Linked DNA regions of Homo sapiens: region 2 is linked to region 1. A link is a loop called in an ENCODE intact Hi-C map of the cell type or tissue named here. Cell type or tissue: Caco-2. All regions are shown on one strand. Each heading gives the region's core, and the rest is flanking DNA. Links, peaks and the distances in the headings are about the cores only.

Region 1 (10,787 bases), core at 3,844-8,843:
GCTCATATTTCCTGAATGAGATAATTTGGGAATGTTGCAGTTGTAAGATCTTTCTCCTACTTTAAAATTACCTTTGTGTATACTTTGAAAAAAGTTGGCATCTGGCCTCAAAGAAGGTGTTTTTGTAGCATGCGATCTTATTATGAGGTTAATAAATATCTCTTTTTCTTATAACAAGAATATCAGAAGCTGTTTTTGCATTTAAAAGCCTTTCCCTGTGGCATTAGAATGAAGGTTATTTTAAAAGAACTCTTGTAGTGCTCCACCACAAGTTTTGTTCTTTGCCTCCCCCGCAGCTGGCTGCATCAGAATAGTTGTGGAAGTTGCTTGGTAGTCATGAGAGAGTGCCTAGCAGTGCTCTTCAATAGAAATATACCTCAGAGAGTCATGAGAGGTGTTGTGAGTTGGTTAATTCCTGCTCTCCATGTATTGGTATAACTCCGTTTTCTTTATTTCCAGGAGCCTCTCTCCTATTTTTGTGTAAGTTTTAGTTGCTGGAAAAGAGCTCCTTAAAAATCCCATGAGTCTGGCTCTGCAAACCTTCTCTACAGTGCAAACTACTTTTTTCCTAACAAGAAAATGGCAAATTTTCCTAGTTTGTTGTTGTTGTTGTTGTTGTTATTTCTGAAAATCCAACCCCCAGGCCAAGCCTGTCTGTATTAAGGGAAATCACACCTGAGATAATCCAGGTCTTCCTGAAGTCACTTTTAAAATTCTTTCTCTGTTTCCTCCCCAGTCTTCAGAGTGATTTAATGTGCTCAGGTATTTGAAATCCTTAATGAATTACCTGACAACTTGTTTGGTTTGAATGACTGGCATAACCAAATGAATCAGTCATTGGCCTGCTATAGATCTGGCGTATTAAAGAACAACAATTGATTGGGTAATCATCCATAATTAAATGCTCTTAATGTTCCAGGAATAAATAATTTCTGCTTTTAAACTTTGTTGCAGTCTTCTCTCTCAGATCTTTCAGGTGATGAGATGAGCAGCCTTAGACACTGGAAAATGTTTTGGGAGAATCTTGGGGAAAAAGATGTATTAAGAGAAATATGGCCGGGTACGGTGGCTTATGCCTGTAATCCCAGCACTTTGGGAGACCGAGGCGGGTGGATCACCTGAGGTCAGGAGTTCAAGACCAGCCTGGCCAACATGGCCAAACTCTGTCTCTACTAAAAATACAAAAATTGGCTGGGCATAATGGCGGGCCTGTAATCGCAGCTACAGGCTGAGGCAGGAGAATCGCTTGAACCCAGGAGGATGCAGTGATCTGAGATTGTGCCGCTGCATTCCTGCCTGGGAGACAAGAGTGAAACTCTGTCTCAATTTAGAAAAAAAAAGAGATAGAAATCAGGGTCTATCAGAAATACTTCTTAGACGAAAATTTTTGTTTCTATTGATGGGAGAAGCCCTAAAGAAAATCTCCCAGAAAGAGTAATTAGATCATTTTATGAATTAAACTTAATTTAAGCAGTGCTTAACCTTTGAGGAAATTGGCAAAAAAAAAACCACATTTTTTAATCAGCCCATTGATCCAAGCTTGCAGAGTTGTAAATATTTCTATTTCAAGTTGTCTGTGTAGTGCAAAGCAGTCATCTTCCATCCTGGAATGTTCTCAAGGTGACATCTAGAGGATGTTGTGGTGATATCTCAGGGAGTTATTGATACTTTTATATTGCAGAGGGAAGTTTTGGCAGGCAGCTAGTTTAAGCCAGGTCCCTTATCATTGATGGTACTATAAAAGGGAGTATCCAGATTCTTTAGAATCACAGTGAGATTCTTCATTCTTGCATAATTCATGGGGATAAAATAAACTTTAAAATTCTGGCACCAAAATAAAATGATTGAAATTTCCATGACTGTTTTGCATTACTTAAGAACACATGCATCTTGAAACAAACCATAGTTAATCTGTGAACTGCACTCATGTCCATCCATGTCCACCAAAACTTTTAATGATTGCAAAATGGATAGGTTTGAGTCTTTATTTTCTTGGCCAATTTCTGCACGTTTTCATTTAGAGCATTAAGCTATAAAAATATCAGAAGACATGTATTTGGTTATAGGAAGCCACATAAGAATGAGCAGAAGATTTCAACAGATCATTTGTTGGGTTAGCCAATCTCCAGAAATCTACAGTGAGCTAACTTTAGTGAGCACAGGGCATTGTAATCTGAGACTGAGGCGACACACACTGGATCTAAGGTGGGTGAGAGAATTGTTAGAGACTTGAGAGTGCTACAGTAACAACTGATGACCTTAGAAAATTGGAAAAATATGACAAAAAGATAGACGTGTAGGTATCCTAGAGAAGAGGTTAATGAATGAATTAGTTCCACACCTCAAAAATGATAATTTATAACCAGCTACTGTTGCTGAGACTAAAACAAGGGAGATAGATTAAACCTCAGTAGGAGGGAAATAGTTTAGATAGAAGAAAAGATAACCAGGATCCTGAACGTTCTCATGTACTATGGTGAAAAACTGCAGGAGTATCTGATCGTTTTCCCCAATTCTCTTTACTTCTAGAAAGCCCCAGAATAGAGGAGTTGAGGAACTGATTTTTTTCCAGACCATAATCATAATCACTTATTTTATGTTTTAACACTTTGTCTCCCAAAGGCATCCTGAGCCATAGCTAAGATAACAGACAGTGCTTGAAATTTTGAGTGTAAATAATTTAACCTAGATAAACTGGCATTTAAATCTTCATTTCTGCATTTGTCCCTGGCTATTTCCCCAGCTCCACTGTACAGCCACCTTGGGGTAGCAGCCCAAAGAGCCTGTCAGAACTGGGTTGTAATGAAGGCTTTGAAAGGCGATAGTGTAGTTGGGAAGGTGGAAATGCCTCATGCCTAGGGGCAATCTGAGTCAAAAGCAGACAGACAAATGGGAGGAGGAGGAGGGAGGAAAGAATGCTTGAGCAAGTGAAGAGAGAAGGGCATGGCAACAGGAGCAGGAATAAAAAGCTCTAAGGCAGGGCACACAAAGTGCTGATAGCTGCAGAATGAAGGTTAATCTGATGTTGAAAGCAAAGGGGTTTCTCGGGGAAGATAGGGACAAGTGTTCTGGTTTCAATAGTGAGGTCAGAAGGGTAAGAATTTGACATCGGAGGGGTTGCTACCAGGTGGAAACTAGATAACACAACAGTGTGCTGGCTGTGGCTTCAGCTACAGGAATAGGGGTGTCTTCTGGATTAATTTTTCCTTCCAAAGTTTACTGCTCGTCTCTGCCCTGAATACCTTCTGCCCTCTATTAGATGCTCTCAGCTGTCTTTCTCTGGTTTGGGCTGGCCCCTGTCTCAGTTCTATGCTGAGATAGAACTGGTAACTACTGCCTTAGTTACCAAGTTTCTTCCTTGGTAGTAGCCCCTCCACCTCTGTGGTCCTGCTAGCGTTGCCCAGCGTGGTCCTTTGGCACCCTGGCCACTCTGGGTTACAGTAGCCGCTCAGCGTGGCTTCAACCCACTCCTGACCCTGCGCCTTCTTCCCAGTATATTCCTGCTCTCACTGGTTCACCAGGTTATAACCTACAGCTTGGCTCTGACATTCAGTGCCTTCGAGGTTTTAAGGAGTCTAATATTCACCATCTGTAGAGACGGGGGAAGCATGATGTGGATGCCTGCTACATGGGCACCATCCCTTTGTTGTGTACAAGGGTCAGGCAGGGCAGGGTGCTGACCCAGCCTGAGCTGAGGCCTAGAGAAAAGTTTCAGAACAGTCTAGTTGGGAAGAAATGCCTTTCCAGGGCAGAGGAGGAACTTGGAGCAGTAAGTCTGTTAGAGAAAACTGGTACCGCAGAGAATTAAGGAGCACAGAGCCCTGATTTGAGAGTACTGGCAGGCCTGAATTCAACTTTGAGTGCTACTACATAGTCGCTCAGAAGTTAGTGACTTGAAACAAGCTGCTTAGCCTGTCTGGATTCCAGTTTCCATGAAGGAGGAGGAGGAAGAATAAGTGATAGTGATGATGAAGATCAACAACAACAACAAAAATCCATTTCTGTAGTCTTTACTGTCTGTACTTGGTACTGGTCTGAGGATTTTGTGAGTGTTAACTCATTTCATCTTCACGACTACCCCGTGAAAATGGCATCATGATTATTCCCATTCTACAGATGTGGAAACTAAGATACAAAGAGATTAGGTAACTTGTCCACAATTACACAGCTAACAAATAGCAAAGTCAGAATTGAAGCTCAGCAGCCTGGCTCCAGACCTCGTGTTCCTAATCACTTGGCTCTTTTGTCACCTGGTAGAAATTACATTGTGAAAAGTTGCTTGTCAGCAGAGGTTAAGGATCATTTAAGTTTTTAACTATAATATTTTATTTCAGCTTAATAACATAGTTGAAATGTGTTGTTTTGTCTGTGCCACTACTTTACCTTGCCCAAAGTATACAGGGCCCCTGGACACTTCCAGACCACATGTGCTCTCACTGCTTGGGGACAGCTGTTCTAAGATAGGCATAATGTCATGGGCACAGCATGATACTCCTTAGCTAATGGTGGACTGTGAACATGATTCAGGCTGAATTGCCTCTTGCAAACAAAAGAAATCAAGGCTATGTATTGAAAAGATAGGTAGAAAGAAGCATTATGTCTTTTGGAATACATAACATATGAGGTAAATAGTGTCTGGTTCTTTGTACACTTATTCATATAATTATCAAAATAAACCAATAGATAGTAAGTAGCACCCTTGTTTTGCCAAGAGGGAACCTAGAATTCAAAGAATTACTACCCAAGATCACTCAGTGTGAAAGATGCACAGACCTAGCATTCTAGCCCAGGTCTGTCCACCTCCAAAGCCCATGCCCTAGATTGTTCATTTTGCTGCCAGCCCGTTGGAAATAGCCTAAAATTAGTTTAAATTAGGCCAGCAATATTGAGTTTCTTTCATAATCCCTTCCAACCCTGAAATTCCAGTTATATTTCTAACAGGTTCTTAAGAATAGCATGCTAGCCCTCTAGTTGAACACAGTGGGCCCAGGAACCTCTTTTGGGGATGTCCTGTGAAGCTTGAGTTGGAGACCCCTGATCTGGGCTTGGTCCCCACACCTTCAGCTCCTTGGTTTGCGCAAGGGACTGAATTCAGAGGGGATAGTGTGATTTATATCTCCAACCCATGAAATGTGAAGACAAAATACTACATTAATACTGTACCCTGTAAATCTTTTCTCGCATTAGCAGCCTTCTGGTAGAGTCGAGTTGCCAAGGAAGCATTGCCATATGTGCTGATGGAGCTGAACTAAAAGGAGAAGATTGGAAAACTAACCACACTAATAAATTTCTTTTGAGGCAGTTGGAAAATGGACTGCTGTTTTGACAAGTTAGAAACAACACACACATCCATTCTCTGTTTCAAATGGTTAAAGTGAATTTCCAGGACCCAACAGAAACATCTTATATTAGAAACCTGATTTTTCTGCTGAATTACCCAGATGTCAGATATATATGCACTTTAGACTTAATTGTGGTTGTGATGAAGTGCCTCACCTAGACTCTCTGCTTTAGGCATTACTGGGCTGTGCTACCTCTCCTCCCTCTGAGGTCAAGGTACAAGGAGGGAGTTTGGAATTCCCACCTCTTTGACTTTTCATTGTTTCACAGATCATGACCTTCTTACAAAGACCATTTACCCAAGACTCATGTTTTCAAGGCCCACATCTGTAGTGGGCCTCAGATTATAATCCAGTCACCTTCATTTTCCTGTTTAACCAGACAAGGTAGTCACTACAAGAATGGTTCTTATCAACAACTTCCGTGAGTGGCAGCATCTGGCCTAGGTCTTAGGAATGGATTTGTGCTTTGGTTTTATTCTAAGTTGAAGTTAATCATTTAATATAAGGAAGCTCGGGGCCTCTAATATATTACCTTAAACTCCTAGTTTCTCTAGCTTCCTCAGGTCTCTGCTCTTGCAAACTATCCTTCACCTGCCTCTAGAACTTTTTACTTTTTGAACTTTACTTTTTACCCTAAAAGCCACCCCATGCATCTACAGAATTTGGTGCATGCTCCTTAGTGGGCCTGGGAGAGAAGTTGTGCAGCGTACCAGGTAAGAGCACAGGCTGGAGTCGGACAGCCTGGGTGGAACCCCGTTCCCCCATCAAACAGCTGAGCCACCATGGGCAGCTCCCTTAAAGTCGGCCTCAGTTTCTTCTTCAGTTGCTGTGGATAAAACAAAAGCCACTGTTTAAGTAAGGTATTGTGTGGATTAAATGTGTTCATTCACATAAAACACACAGTACTGTAGTATGTGGATATAGCGAGTGCTCCCCAAATATTGGCTGTTGTCATTATCACTACTATTAATAATATTGTTATTTATTATCTGGTCTTCTGTGATCCAAGCACAGCCTCCAGTGCCCTGACTCCATGCCATAGCCTTAAGATGTTGGTGCCTTTGCACACCAACTGTTTCCTCTGCCTGGGTCACCTTGCCCTCCATTCTGCTCATTGTCTCATCTTTCCGGGGAACCTCTGCTCACCCTTGAAGTCCCAGGGCAAATATCTCCTCTTCTTTGATGTTTTTTCCCCTCCTGCAGGCAGAAGAACTGGTTCTCTCCACTGGGTTCTCATAGTCCTGTGATGCCCCTGGGGTCTGGTATGCAGCACCTGCTGTTGTTAGGTGGTTTGTCCCCCATCTGGCAGGTGGAGACAACTAGCGTTCCCTTTCCCTCTAAACTCTGAGCTTCTTAGCGGGGAGGCACCAGTCTCACTGTGTTCATCCCAGTTCCTCTCAGTACCAGGCAGACAGAGAAGGCATTTGGTAAATGTTTGCTGAACAAATAGCTACTTGTTGCCTTCTTTGTAGTCTTAAATACGGGGTTTTCCCTTCTGTTTTTTGCCGTTCACAATGCATTACTAAATTTATGGTGAGAAGGATAAATTTCAGTAGTTTGAAAGGCTGGCTGAAGTGATTGTATCTAACACAGTAGTCATTAGGCTCTGTGGCCTGTTTTTTTATTAGTCATTTAAAAAGACTGTCACAGGATAGTTATGGAGACAAGAGTTCATCATTTAAATCACAGTGCTTTCAACCCATCCACAATTTTGGTCTACAATTTAATGATGAGAAAAATACATCTAGCAAGTAAATGTTTAACTAAGCATTTTGTTACTTGATGTGAATACAGGGAGAAAGATGAAAATTTCAATTGTGAAGAGGTAGTTTAAACAGGCGTATGCCCACATATTACTAGTAGAAATTAATGTTGTACTTTTATTAGGTAATAACCAAGCCTTCTCCTATTATAGATATCTTACTGAAAGATCAGTGAGTGAGTGTCATGAGTATAGTTTAGGAGAGAATGCTTGCTTTGGATAAGAATGCTTGCTTTGCCCAAATGGTTGCATATTCCCGTTTTTTCTCATATGCTGCCTCAGCTCATTTAAATTCTAAAGAGCACAGCCCCACTCAAGCTAGCAAGAGCTTAGGGGGGCTTTTGATAAACATTCACACAAGAGAGAAAGAAGGTAGAAATCTCAGATCCAAGAGCAGGAGCTGCACTGGAGGCTGGCCTCAGTGGGACCCAAAGGTGATGGGGACAGGCGCTCCCACCTGTGTGCCTTTCATGGGCTATGTGCATTCTCTTTTTAATCTCTATTCCTTTTGCTCCACATTCTCATCTGTCCACCAATGCACTTCCTCTGCTTATTCATGGTTTCTGCTTCCTTGTGATATTAGCACACACGTGACTTCCAATTGGCTGCTTTCCTTGCTCCACCCATGACATCTTTTCATCTTGTTGCTTCTGTGCTAACTTGTCCCCTCTTCTCTAAAGACTGTCAGTCATCCTCCTGGAGAAGGCATCCTAATTGGCCAGCTCTATTTTTGGTAGCAGGCTCAGGTTGCTGAACTCTTGATTTGCGTGTCTTTTAGGTGTTTTACATTGTCCAGTCAGCTGTGGCCCTGGGGATGAAGCAGGCTTAGATGTTATAGTTGCTTAGTGAAGGGCTGCAAACTCAGGACAGGTGAGATGGCTCACACCTGCAATCCCAACATTTTGGAAAGCCTAGGCAGGAGGATTGCTTGAGGCCAGGAATCTGAGACTGGTCTGGGCAACATAGTGAGGGCTTATCTCTTTGTTAAAAATAAAAAATGAGAAAAAACAAAAAGAAGCGTTGCAAACTCAAATGCTGATAGGATCTAGGCAGGTTATATAAGTGAACAAATGCAGCTGGGTGTGTGAGATGCAGGTACACATTTGCACATTAACACAGAGTTGAGTTGTATATAAAGATACAGATTTTTTGAGTAAGATGGCTAAAGCTTGTATCCCAGTCTCACCACTTAACAGCTAGGTAACTTGGAAGAAATTACTTTATCTCTCTATGCCTTGGTTTCCTCTCTGTAGAGTGGTTATGAAGACTAAATGAGTTAATACATTTTGTAAAATGGTACCTGGCACGTAATAAACGTGATGCACTTTTAAAGAAAATTTTCATTAACATCACCATCCTTATCCTTGTTTAATTCCACAATGAAGGACTTCCTCCCATTTTTCCATGAAAACATGAAGCTGTATTCATCTTTTTAGTTTTCCCCCTTTATAAGGCTATGAGCAAAGAAAAAATTTTATCAATTGTGACGATATCAGTAAAGCAATAAAAATAGAAACTGGAGGCCGGGCGCTGTGGCTCACGCCTGTAATCCCGACACTTTGGAAGGCCAAGGCAGGCGGATCATGAGGTCAGGAGATGGAGACCATGCTGGCTAACATGGTGAAACCCCATCTCTACTAAAAATACAAAAAATTAGCCGGGCGTGGTGGCAGGCGCCTATAGTCCCAGCTACTCGGGAGGCTGAGGCAGGAGAATGGCATGAACCCAAGAGGCGGAGCTGGCAGTGAGCCGAGATCGCGCCACTGCACTGTAGCCTGGGCGACAGAGTGAGACTCCGTCAAAAAAAAAAATACAAACTGGCGCTTGTCCTCATTGAGGTACGGGCCTCAAAGCAGGGTGGGCACCACCTTGCATGGTTTCTGTCTGAAGGATGGAGCCTCATGCAATAGAGCAGATGGCTGGGATGTCAGAAAGAGGCCCGGGGTCAGTCAGAGTTCGGTCAGAACTGAGCCCATGAACTGACTGTTAGGTCAGTGTGTTCATTGATCTTTTTTTTTTTTTGAGGCAGAGTCTCGCTCCATTGCCGGGCTGGAGTGCAGTGGTGCAATCTCGGCTCACTGCAACCTCCACCTCCTGGGTTCAAGCAATTCTCCTGTCTTGGCCTCCCAACTAGCTGGGACTACAGGTGCCTGCCACCACACCCAGCTAATTTTTGTATTTTTAGTAGAGACAGGGTTTCACCTTGTTGGTCAGGCTGGTCTCGAACTCCTGACCTCAGATGATCCACCCTCCTCAGCCTCCCAAAGTGTTGGGATTACAGGCATAAGCCACCGTGCCTGGCCTCATTGATCTTTCTTACAAGGAGGTCAGATTATGTTTGAAACTTTTTGTTACTCAATAAAACACACTTATAGGTTGGATACATATGGCATTCAAGCTAGTGACCTCTCAGGCTGCTCCTTTAGGAAGAGAGTGTGGGCAGGGCTGGTCCCTCAGAAGAGGCTGTGAGTGGACTTTCTTACATAGATAAATTAGAAAATTGTACTTCCAATGAAGAATATTACCATGAACCTCTCTCAGTATGACACAGGGTGCAACATGCTCCTACCTTCAGGGTTAGCTTGGTGTGTGTTTCCAAGAAAAAACAACTGTGATTTAATTTTTTTTTCTTTAAGAAGAACAAATGAAAATGATGACATTTTTTAGTTCAGATACGTAGCTCCACTAAATGTTCTAACTGCCTTCCCCAAAATTGGTCCTTGTTTTAGAAAATCAAGTGGTCCACTGATTTAGAAGGCAGAAGGGAAGGAGCAGACTTTGGGGGAATAATGAGATTTCCTATATCACTAATACTGTTGATTTACCCAATGTGCAAACGATCCAGAATGTGAGATGGAATGTACTTGGGACTGATGCGGCTGTTAGAAGTTAGTACTTAAACATTCCATTTCAAATATTCTCATTAAGGGTAATAGCAGAAAATTGCAGCAGAGATTAAGCAGTTTTTAAGTGGTAATCCCCTCTGTAGAACTGTTGATTTGTTTAGTTAATGCTAATTTATTTAATATACTTCTACTTTTTGTTGATTTTTAGGTCTGTTGCCACAGTTATTGGGAGTTGCCCCAGAGAAGGCCATAAAACTTACAGTAAGTCTTTTGAGTTGGTGCTTCTTATTAAGGGATTTTGTACATACTCAAGAATCTAGCAGGTATTCTTATAGGAAACAGCAGGTTTGTTTTCTCAGAGGTGCTAGCTAATTTGAAAGCAGGGGAACTCACCACACACATTTTTTCATTATTCTCCATTTAGCAGTGGACATCCAAAAATGTGATAATAAACTTGAGGACTTTTGGTGGTTGCTGCCATCATTGTTGTCATCACAGCAGTAGCAGCTAAATTCCCTTCAGTATCTACCATATTAGGCACATGACGTATATTACGTTTTACTGGTTTAATCTCAAGCAAAGCATGATCCACAGTTTACGGATAAGGAAACTGAGGCCTATCGGGCTTAAGTAGCATACCTGTGTTCACACAAATCATGAGTGGGAGAACTAGAATTTAAAATCACACTTGTCTGACTCCAGAGCATGTCTTTCTATTACACCTGCTGTTTTTATAGGATTCATGGTTAGGGTGTGTTCTATAAAGCCAAATGTGCAGGGATCTGGGTTCTAGTTGAAGTTGATCCTTTATCAGATTATTTGCCCAGTGCTTGGCTC
Region 2 (10,787 bases), core at 3,539-8,538, 130 kb before region 1:
TGTGTTCCATTGCTGCTGTTTCAGCCCTGCTAGTCTCAGTAGTACCCTGGGTCATCAGATGGCTTGAAGGACAAGAGGGTGATATCCTGTCTCTTCTTTGACTTTGTTGTGCTCACTGGCAAGGAGTTTCATTCACTTCTGAGAATTCACACACTCATTTTATTGCAGGCTGATGTTGATTCTGAGTTTGAGGATGCCAACATCTTTTCATTGCCTCCCAGCTCAGTTCCAGAAGTGAAAGCTCAGTCCTAGATTCTTTTTTTATGGTGGTTCATGAAGATTTCAGTTAATCCATTTGTGGTGTCCAACAGCAACTTGAGAAGAGCCTGGTCTTGACCTTTGCCCAATTTTCTATTGGTTTATTTGCCTTTTCACATTGATTTGTTCTAAGAGCGCTTGTAAATGAAGAACATTGCCCCTTTGTCCTATCTATTGCAAATTTTGTTGTTGTTTTTCTTCTCAGTTGTTGTTTAACTGATTTATATTCACTTTTTAAATTGTTATGTCAAATATTTATCATTTTTTTCTTTATGGCTTCTGGATTATATGGCTTCTGAGTTTGTCATGTTTGAAATCAGCTTCCCTACTTAACATTACATAAGAAACCACCTGTGCGTTTTTCTAGTACTTTTTGAAATTCTCTCTCTCTCCTTTTAAAGATTAACTCTGATCCAGCTGTAGTTCTTTTGGTATAAGATGAAAGGTAGGGAGCCAGTTTAATTTTTGTTGCTCAACCCCAGGAGTTCGTGACCCTTCACTAGTGCCACATCATCAGCTAGAGAGACCTGCTGCTAATTCAGCCTGAATCTGCTGGTTCAGCCTTCAGAGGAAATCTGATTAGTTCAGAAAGCCAAGATCACCTCCCCACAGGGGTCAGGTATCTGCTGCTGCCTCAATCAGCTAGGCTGCTCTGAATATGAAGAGTAACTGGGAAGCAAGGCGCTGCTAGATTGTCTCAAGTTGTGCTGTTTTCATTCAATTGTTATTCTCTATTCTCTTACTTTTAGCAGATGAGAAAACAAGAGGTCATGCTGCTGGTTAACAGTGGAGTCAGATTTTTTTTTTTTTTTTTTTTGGAGATGGAGTTTCGCTCTTGTTGCCCAGGCTAGAGTGCAGTGGCACGATCTTGGCTCACTGCAACCTCTTGAACCCTGGTTCAAGTGATTCTCCTACCTCAGCCTCCCGAATAGCCGGGATTACAGGCATGTGCCACCGTGCCCGGCTAAATTTTTGTATTTTTAGTAGAGACTGAGTTTCTCCGTGGTGGTCAGGCTGGTCTTGAACTCCTGACCTCAGGTGATCCACCCACCTCAGCCTCCCAAAGTGCTGGGATTACAGGCGTGAGCCACTGCGCCCGGCCGCAGTGGAGTCAGATTTAAATGTTCCATTGCAAAGCTCATGAAATAGGAAACATTCTATGAGGGGAATCTGGTTGGAGAATCCTGGAGGAAGAGGCATTTGACTTAGTCCTTGAAAGAACAGCATCATTTTTTAAACTTCTCATTATGGAAATTTCCCAAAAAGTGCAAAACTGGAATAGTATAATTAACCCTCATCTCCCTATCTAGCCAGTAGTAATCATCAATTTATGTCCTCAATATTGTTTCATTTATGCCATGCCCTCTTTCCTCCTTCCATCCCTACTTTTTTTTTTTTAATTAAATTTTTGTTTTTGGAGACAGGATGTTGCTCTGTCACCCAGGCTGGCGTGCAGTGGCGCGATTATGGCTCACTGCGGTCTCAACCAACAGTCCTCCCACCTCAGCCTCCTGAGTAGTTGGGACTACAGGCACATGCCACCATGCCTGGCTAATTCATCCCCATATGTTTTTCAAAGCAAACTCAGCCATCCTATCTGTAAATATTTTATGTATCTCTAAACAAGATTTCTTCAAAGCACAATCACAATATCATTATTATACTTTAAAAAATTATAATAATTCTTCAATATCTTCAAATAGGTGTTCTGTACACATTGTACACATTTCCCGTATTGTCTTAAAATTTTTTAAATAGTTGTTGAATTGTGATGTATATAAGGTTCATGCATTACAACTGATGTGTCTTAATTTTCTTTATTTTTTTTTTTAAATTACAAAGCTACCTTTATACTTTTAAGCCCCACAGGAATAAAAAACACTGGGAAGGGCTAACCCCCTCACCCCAGGAGTGGCCCATAGGGAGAGAGGCTACCTGAGGGGAAGGAAGTACAAAAGGGACCCACCGCAGACTCATGGCAAAGGGAAGCCATCGGTGCTGGGACCTGTGGTCACTACAGGAGGAAATGCGAGTGTGGTGGGACTGGCTCCAGGCACACAAGTGAAGGGCAAGAGAGATTGGAGTGAAGCCACAAAGCTACTTGGGTTCCTCCTTCTTCTCGTTTGCCTTTTTCTGCTTCTGCTGCATGATCTCCTGAGTCCCTGGGGGTAGAGATGATAGGGCACTAGGAGGTATCAGAGGGCAAAAAGAACAAAATGCAGAGGGATGAAGGGCACAAAAGAGAAGATGGAAGTGGATGGGACTAAGCTCACCGTTTGGCTGCTGTACTCCCATCCTAGGAGAAGAAGAGGAAGAGAGCTGAGGCTCAAAAGGCAATCAGTCTCCATCCTGCAGTTGCCCAAGAGGTCAGAAGTCTGGCCACATAGGCCCAAGGCTCTCTACCGTTTGGCTGCTGTACTCCCATCGTAGGAGAACAAGAGGAAGAGAGCTGAGGCTCAAAAGGCAAGCAGTCTCCATCCTGCAGTTGCCCAAGAGGTCAGAAGTCTGGCCACACAGGCCCAAGGCTCTCTATTCTTACACCAGTAAGAAGGTTGGGAGAAGGGAGGAGAACCGGGAACAGCAAGGAGGGCCAGAAGCACTGGGCTGTCATAACCACAGGTGTATCTGAAATGGGAAGCTCCCTGCCCTTGCCCTGAAGGTCAGACTGGGGGATGCTCAGAAATCAGACTCTTGTGTCCTAATTTTCTTTTGATCTCTGGATTCTCTTGCCTGCTCAATACTGTGCTTTCTTTTCCTCTGAAGGACAGTGTCACATAATGGCTGAAATCATAGATTTGCAATCAAATTAGGGCTCTGCCACTTGCTAACTGTGTGACTTGGGGAAGTTACTCAACCTCTCTGTGCCTCAGTTTCCTCATCTGTAAAATGGACATAACGGTGTCTACTCCTCAGGGCTGTTGAGAGTGTCAGTAAGCTAATGTTTGCAAAGCATTAGAGTCATGTCAAAAGCTGTGGGCTGTGGAATAGGGCCCAGGAGGGCTCACTCAAGTGAGATGGTGTGTCGTCTTTGAGATGAGCCTCCAGCTGTGCAGAGAGCCCCTTTCCTTTTCCTTTTTGCTTCCTTCTGGTTCTTGACGTGCTTCAGTTAGATGAGGTTGATAGCAGGAATTTGGACAGGTAAGGCATATTTAATGGAAGCAACTTCTTTATTGTCCTTTCATTTTTGGCTTCCTCTTCCTCTGTATTTATTAAATTAGCTTTTCTCTCTCAGAAGTGTTTAACTTTTTATGGCATTATCTGGGCTTCAGCAACTTGTGATCTCCTAAGTAGAGCTTTTCAGCACTTTATAAATACGTCATATACTTTTTATATTCCTTTGTTCCCCATCAGGAACATAGCCCCAGTCTTCAGAATAGCACAATCAGTTTTTATTCATTTAAGGAGCAGTAGTAATTTGACACTTGCTAATATGTAACAAATTATATTGGGCGTGGTAATTACAATTGCAGCTGGTTCCTAATTATACTGTAACCTTGATGCTTACAAAAATTGAGACTGAATTCAGCATAAAATACTGGAGAATAATATTCTGCACTAGGCATTTCTGCCTTCTACTGAGCCATGGGCATTTATGAATCATAATGCCAAATTAAAAAGAATTTATTTTAAATTGGTTACAATTACAATGTTGTCCAGTGTCTCCATTCTTAAAGGTAGCTTTAAAGTCCCCCTTTTTGCTTGCTAAACTCTGGGAATATCCTTCAGGTATTATAATTAGTGTCTAAATAACCTGAGCTCAGGGGTCATTTCTGGCTGTGTGATCTACTGGTATTCATTTAAGACTCTTTAGTACCTCAGCTTCTTTATTTGAAAAGTGGGGATATTACTCACTCTTCCCCTTAAAGAGTTTTAATGATACAGTATATAAATGAAATAAGATAAAAAGCCATTAGCATAATGCCTGGCATAGAGTTAAGGACCCAGTAAAAGTTAGCTGGTCATTGTTATCGTTATAATTAATAATAAGTGATCCGGCTCCAAAGACTGCCTCTGTGACCCTCAACTTTAGCAGAATTAGTGTATTAATTCTCCTGCCACTCTGCCTTATGATAGCATGTATCATCATACATTTTGTACCAACCACTTGTCGATAAGTCAGCTTTCCCTGCTTGGGGCAGGGTTTCTGATTTATTGGGTGTTTTCTCCTCGGTGCCTGGCGCTGGGCCTAGTACACTGCAGCTTTCCCATAGGTGATTGTGTTGCATGGATGAGCAAGTAGAGCATCACCATCTAAGGAGTGGTTGTTAGCTGGGGGGTGGGGTAGTTTGGCCCCCAAGAGGATTTCTTTTAGCAACCTCTGGAGACAGTTTCTTGGTTGTTGCAGCTTGTTGGGGAAGGGGTTGCTACTCCCATCTAGCAGGTAGAGGTCAGCTTAATAACAATAATAGTAAAATCCAGAACTAGTATGTTTCAGGCTCTTTTGGCATAACAGAACCCAGCTAAAACACCACCATTCATTCTTAACTGTTATACTCTGCCTCTTAATATCAGAATTTTAATGATGATGGCTTTCTAGTTTATGTTCTACAACAGAGCAGAGTGAAATCTAACATACATCACAACCTACTGAATCCTTCTGATAAACATCTCTAGTGCCTCTGAAATGACTCGCTGATGTAATTACCCAGTGGGTTAACATTTGTGGTGTCTGATACTTTATAAGTCAACTGTTGAGTGAAATGAAGTTTTGCCAGCTGATTACATAGAAATGTTGTGGTTTGAAGAATGCTTAACAGGGCATCTTGTCTTTGTACTAATTTATATTTCAGTAACTTTTCCCATAATGACTGCTCTTCATTTATTAGGTCGTAGGGAAACTGTAGGATGAAGGATGAGTGACTCAGTGGTTTCAATAAAAAATTATTTTCTTAAGTTTGAGATACCTTTTTCTTCTTCTCAAGTTAATGGTAACTGTGGTTTTAGGGAATTCCAAACTTTCTTTTGCAATTACTGATTGTATCAGTCAGGGCTCACTCGCAGAGAACAGAATCTACTCTAGCTGGTTTAAGCAGAGAGAGATTTATTACAGGATATTAAATGGCTTACACAATTTGTTGGGAAGGTAAAGAAACAGACTTGAGGTTGAGCTCTAAAGAATGACGTCTAGAGTCTCAAGCAGAGCAGGCCACCAAGACAGCAGTGACCTCCTGTGCAGTCACAATGCTGCCTGCCAAGTGGAGAGTGTTTCAGGACCATGTGGCCACTGACATGGGAGGGCAGGAGGTTGCCACAGGAAAACTAGACACTTCCAGCAATGGTGCGTGCTTGGCAGAAACAGCAGAAGGTGCCCCCCAACTCCCAAACATTTGCCAAATCTCACTCAATTTCATCTAATTGATGGCACATAGGCCGCATAGCAGCAAGGGAGTCTGGGAATTGTAGTTTCAGCCTTCTAGTGTCTTTAGTATAGGAAGATAAAGAAGGAGGGTGGGCCCCTGCTTCTAAGTGGTTAGGTTACACCCAAGAATACTTTTCTTTGGGATTCAGGGCCATCTACTGCACTATTTCCTCAGGTTCAAAAGACTATGCAGGACTGTTTCTCCTTCTCTCTCCGTTTCCTGCTTGTCACTGCATGCTTATTTACACCCACCCACCCACACACACACCCAGAAGCTTGCTTTTGATGAGCTACCTCTTTGAGTTTGTAGTTCTTATCTAAGGCAAATATTTACTTTATGATAGTAGAATTTTCAGTGTAAGTCTGTGCTTGTCTTGGCTTTCAGATGTTTCAGGTTTGGGAGGGTGACTGGGGAAGTATTGCTGAGGAAGGGCTGTGCTGTACAGTTGGTGACGTAGCAGCTGAGGTTGGGCCTCGGGTCCTAACGCAGTTGTTCTCAGTCCACCCACACATGGTAATTTCTTGAGGGAGCTCTAAAGATATCCATTCTAGAAATTTTCATTTGATTGACCTTTGGTATGGTTTGGGTTTTGTAAAACCTAAAAGCACCTCAGGGGACTTGAATATGCAGCGAGGACTGAGAACCTACATCTTATAATCCGTACATTAAAATTGGACATTATCTAAAGCTGTGGTTCTTAAACTTTAACTGCATCAGGGTCACCTGGAGGGCTTGTTAAATCATAGGGGATTGCTGGGCCTCACCCAGTTTCTGATTCTTTGGGTCTGGGATGGGTGTGATAATTTGTATTTTTAAAAGTTCCCAGGTGATGCTGATGGTCTCCACACTTTGAGAACCATTGGTCTGAAGAGAGTTGCCTATTTTCATTGTAAATGTCAGATTTTTACTGACCTGAAAGACTTTATTCTATATTCAGCACTTCCAGAGAATCTACTTTGTTTCCTGATCTTTGCCAGAGTTGGGGTTGATCTGAGGAGTAAGGTGCCCTCACAGAGATGGTGGTCTCACATCTCTACAGCCTCCCAGTGAAAGAGGAGAGCTTTGCTTTTCTTTGCATTTTATTTTTCAAATTAGCATTTCTTATTTTCGTGTAGGTTTTCTTATATTCTTCCCCACCATCCTCTCTTAGATCTGACAACTATTTTGAATACACCATTCTATACCACTGTGATTTGTTAAAGTAATGAGCCTGCAACTGTGGCTTGATTCCCTTGTAAGAAAGTCTGTTTAAAAAATATTCCTACAGGTAGGAATTTTCTGGTGACCCCCTACCTATGGCTGCTCTAACTCATATTAGGAGAGTGAATTCATTTGTCCTGAAAGATGACTTTTGTATTCTTCTTGCCATGTTCTCCCCTACCCCCTGCCTTTTTAAAAACACCAGTTCTTGAAATTGTGTTATTGTTTTTCTTTTTATTTCTAGGATGTACCTACCTAGTATGTGTTTTGCAAACGCTATTGATGACTTACACAATTATAACCAGTGTTTATCTTGTCAAAAAGTTTTACATATTCAGTGATTCTCAAATTTTGCTCCTGTGGAGCATAGACTCATTGAATCGACCTGAAATTTCCATACTAAATTTAAATAATGATAGACTTTTCCCAGTTTATGGAAGAAACTATGCATAGAGTTTTTCTGTTCCAACATTGCCACTTTCTGGGCCAGGCATGGTGGCTCATGCTTGTAAACCCAGCACTTTGGGAGGCCAAGATGGAAGGATCACTTGAGGCCAGGAGTTTGAGACTAGCTTGAGCAACATAGTGAGACTGTCTCTACAAAAAAATTAAAAAATTAGTGGGGCCTGGTGACACATGCATTTAGCCTCAGCTACTCAGGAGGCTGAGGTGGGAGGATTGCTTGAGCCCAGGAGTGTGAGGCTGCAGTAAGCCATGATCGCACCACTGCACTCCAGCCTGAGTGACACAATGAGACCCCCAACTAAAAAAAAAAAAAACAAAACACCAAAACCCTCTCTTTTTCCCTTAAATTTGGAATCAGAGTAAAATGTTATCAAATTTCAACAAAATTCTTTATCTTGTTAGCAAATAATATTTCATAGTAATCTGTAAAGGACCCCTTTCTTCTTAGTGAATTACTCTGTATGTTTGAAAACCAGTTACTTGATTTAAAATTCTTGATATAAAATTTTTGTTTTAATGTTGGAATCCATTCTTACAAATGCAAATTCAGAAGAAGAATCATAAAGAAAATCAGGCAGTTATAACAATAGTAGCTGTAAATATTTGCATGCTATTAATATATGAGAAAAAAATGTAACAGTGAAAGTAAGCCTTCTGGAAACAATCTAAAGTTTGATGACTCTTCTAAACCCCAAGAATGAACGAAGTCTAATAATTCCAGGCTTCTAAAGCCCAAGAATGAACTAAGTCTAATAATCCCAAGCTTATGTGATGCAAAGTATGCATGCTGGACAGCTGTTCTGAATTGACTTTAAAAGGGTGGCTACATTTCTGTGGCTTCCTTTTTCCAGCTCATAGAACTTCCTGGGTATTGGTTTTGCCACCAGGTAGAATTCATTGAAATACACCTTTAAAAAACTGGTACATCTCATGGTAACTTTGCATTGTCTTCAATTAAGTTGTGTAAGTGTTCTTCATTCATAGCAAATGACACTTAAAACAAGAAGATAGGAATGGGAGGTAGCAGTATAAATGGAAATTCCGAACAGCCACACAGCATTTGACTGGTGAATAATAGATGGAATTACTATAGAGATGAGGCCCAGGAGGCTGGTAGTAATTTTTCTGAATCCATCCCCTGTTGAACCATACTTATCTATCCTTAAATAGAATGTACCAGGACCTGAGCCAAATTTTAGTGGGCCTCAGAGAAATCTTGTGGTGATCATTAACCATTTGCTGTACCTGGAACTCTGGGTTGGGGGTAGGGTAGCTGAGACAATTATCAGTTAGGATGGCCACAATGTTTATTTAGTGGTTTGGTGAGTGTGTTTGAAGACCCATGAGTTTCTCTTCTCTTTTGCTAATTTATCCCTTCTAAATTATGAGCCAGTTTACCCATCATTTAGATTTCTTAAGGAGTAAACATGGTAGAACATAAACATCTTTGGATAAATAATACAAATAGTAATAGATACCATTTATTGAGCACTTTAACTGTGTGGCCCTTTTGGTGCTAAGCACTTTGTGTAATTATCTCATATTACTTTTCTAGCTGTCTAGGACTCCCCATTTTATAAATGAGGAAAGTGAGGCTGAGAGGTCAGGGCCTCCAAGTCACATGGCCAGTGAGTTTATGAGGTTGGTCCTGCTCCCTATTTGAGGATGATCTGACACTAAGGCCATGTTCTTTTTTTTTAATGAAGATGGGGTGTCACTATGTTGCCCAGGCTAATCTCAAACTCCAGGGCTCAAGTGATCCTCCCACCTTGGCCTCCCAAAGTGCTGGGATTATAGGTATGAGCCACCATTCCTGTAAGATCATGTCCTTAATCACAGCATTGGACAGACACTACACACTGTTAGGAGAAATTGGGAGAGTTTTGATTTTTAGGCTTGTACTATATTGCAGTTATGTACCACATAAGGATGTTTTCATCAATGAAGGACTGCATATATGATGGTGGCTCCATAAATTATAGTGGAGCTGCCCTGTACAGGTGTTCCACTTTTTATCTTTTAAAACCATATTTTTACCACACCTTTTCTATGTTTAGATACTTGTTTTACAGTTGCCTACAGTAATCAGTATAGGAACATGCTGTATAGATTTGTAGCCTAGGAGCAATAGGCTATCTCATTTGCCTAGGTATGTAGTAGGCTACACCATCTAGGTTTGTATAAGTACACTATATGATGTTCACACAATGATGAAATCACTTAACAATGCATTTTTCAGAATGTTATCCTGTTGTTAAGTGATGCATGACTGTATTATATTGCCAGCTAATGCAAGTTATCAACACTTTGAAGCTGCCTGTAATGTGGGTCTGTAGGAAGGCCACTACGGTAAGAGATGGAATATTTGGGATCTGATCTCAGCTCAGAAAACATTTAGAAATGTCAGCACAGATTGGCACTTAATCTGACTTTTTGGGGGAAATAATTGATGCTTTCTGAGCTTTGGTTTCCTCTTCTGTAAAATTAGGGCAGTAATATCCATCTTATCTGACTGATTTGCAGTGAGAATCCAACGAGATAATAGTCTTGCTTAGAAAACTGTAAATGTTAGGCAACATGCCTTATAAGTGTTGGGTCATTCTCTGTCTTTGTTTTGATTTGTGTTCTCTGCCCTAGACCCTGAGAAGGTTACAAAGTGAACACTTTTTTTCCCCCTTTGAGGTGTAGTTCTGATGGGGAGCACTGAATATACATTTCAGGATCCTTAAGCAGAAATGTGCTATGAAAATTGAGGGCAGGGGAGGTTCACTCTGAAATAGCATTGCCCAGGCAAGACCTTACAAAGTTCATGGCATAAAGAATTAATTCTATTTTAGAATTACGAAGAATACTTCATTTTGTGGAAAATTTATTTTGCTTTTAAGAGGAAAACAGTTAAGAACTTAGGGTACCATATGCTTTTGAAAAAAGTGTTATGTACTTCCATGAGATGTGGGACTCTTACCATCAAGGAGGAGATTTTTCTGCTCTTAAAGTGGAGGATGGGGGCATTTTATGCTGTCCCATCTTCTCTTGTGTTCGTCCTACCCTACCTTTCTCAGAATAGAGACCTGAGAGGAGGGAGTCCTCTCTGAAGCTTTTAGGGCAGCAGAGTCATTCATCTTAGGTTAACTAGCAGTACATTTTCTTCTCCTCTATTGAACAGCAGAGAACACTTACTAATTCAGGATTTTTAAAAAGATTAAAAATTCATGGCTGGGCACAGTGGCTCATGCCTGTAATCCCAGCGTTTTGGGAGTCTGAGGCGGGCAGATCACCTAAGGTCACGAGTTGGAGACCAGCCTGGCCAACATGGTAAAACCCCATCTGTACTAAAAATAAAAAATTAGCCGGGCATGGTGGTGCATGCCTATAATCCCAACTACTTGGGAGGCTGAGGCAGGAGAATCGTTTGAACCTGGGAGGCTGAGGTTGCAGTGAGCTAAGACTGCATCATTGCACTCCAGCCTGGGCAACAAGAGTGAAACTCCATCTCAAAGAAAA

What was found. Hi-C counts contacts between places; a loop is a spot of excess contacts. Peaks named below come from ENCODE experiments on the same cell type or tissue, not always from the same donor. Only the 100,000 strongest peaks of a DNase experiment are listed, where the experiment ranks them.
Region 2: a loop joins it to region 1, with 5 times the contacts of the local background. A loop is called at or near these places in 2 of 110 quality-filtered maps.

The regions. Positions count from the first base shown.
Region 1 is chr7:96,170,896-96,181,682 of GRCh38, reverse strand. It overlaps SLC25A13 (solute carrier family 25 member 13), which reads left to right. Exons shown (of 18, transcript NM_014251.3): 12 at 10,159-10,211. Among named protein-coding and RNA genes, the nearest start is that of MIR591, 43 kb to the left of the region's middle. In Caco-2, for the core only: no CTCF peak of the experiment used is centred there; a DNase peak (open chromatin) is centred at 6,602.
Region 2 is chr7:96,298,443-96,309,229 of GRCh38, reverse strand. All of the region lies in intron 1 of SLC25A13 (solute carrier family 25 member 13), which reads left to right. Among named protein-coding and RNA genes, the nearest start is that of SLC25A13, 18 kb to the left of the region's middle. In Caco-2, for the core only: no CTCF peak of the experiment used is centred there; a DNase peak (open chromatin) is centred at 5,919.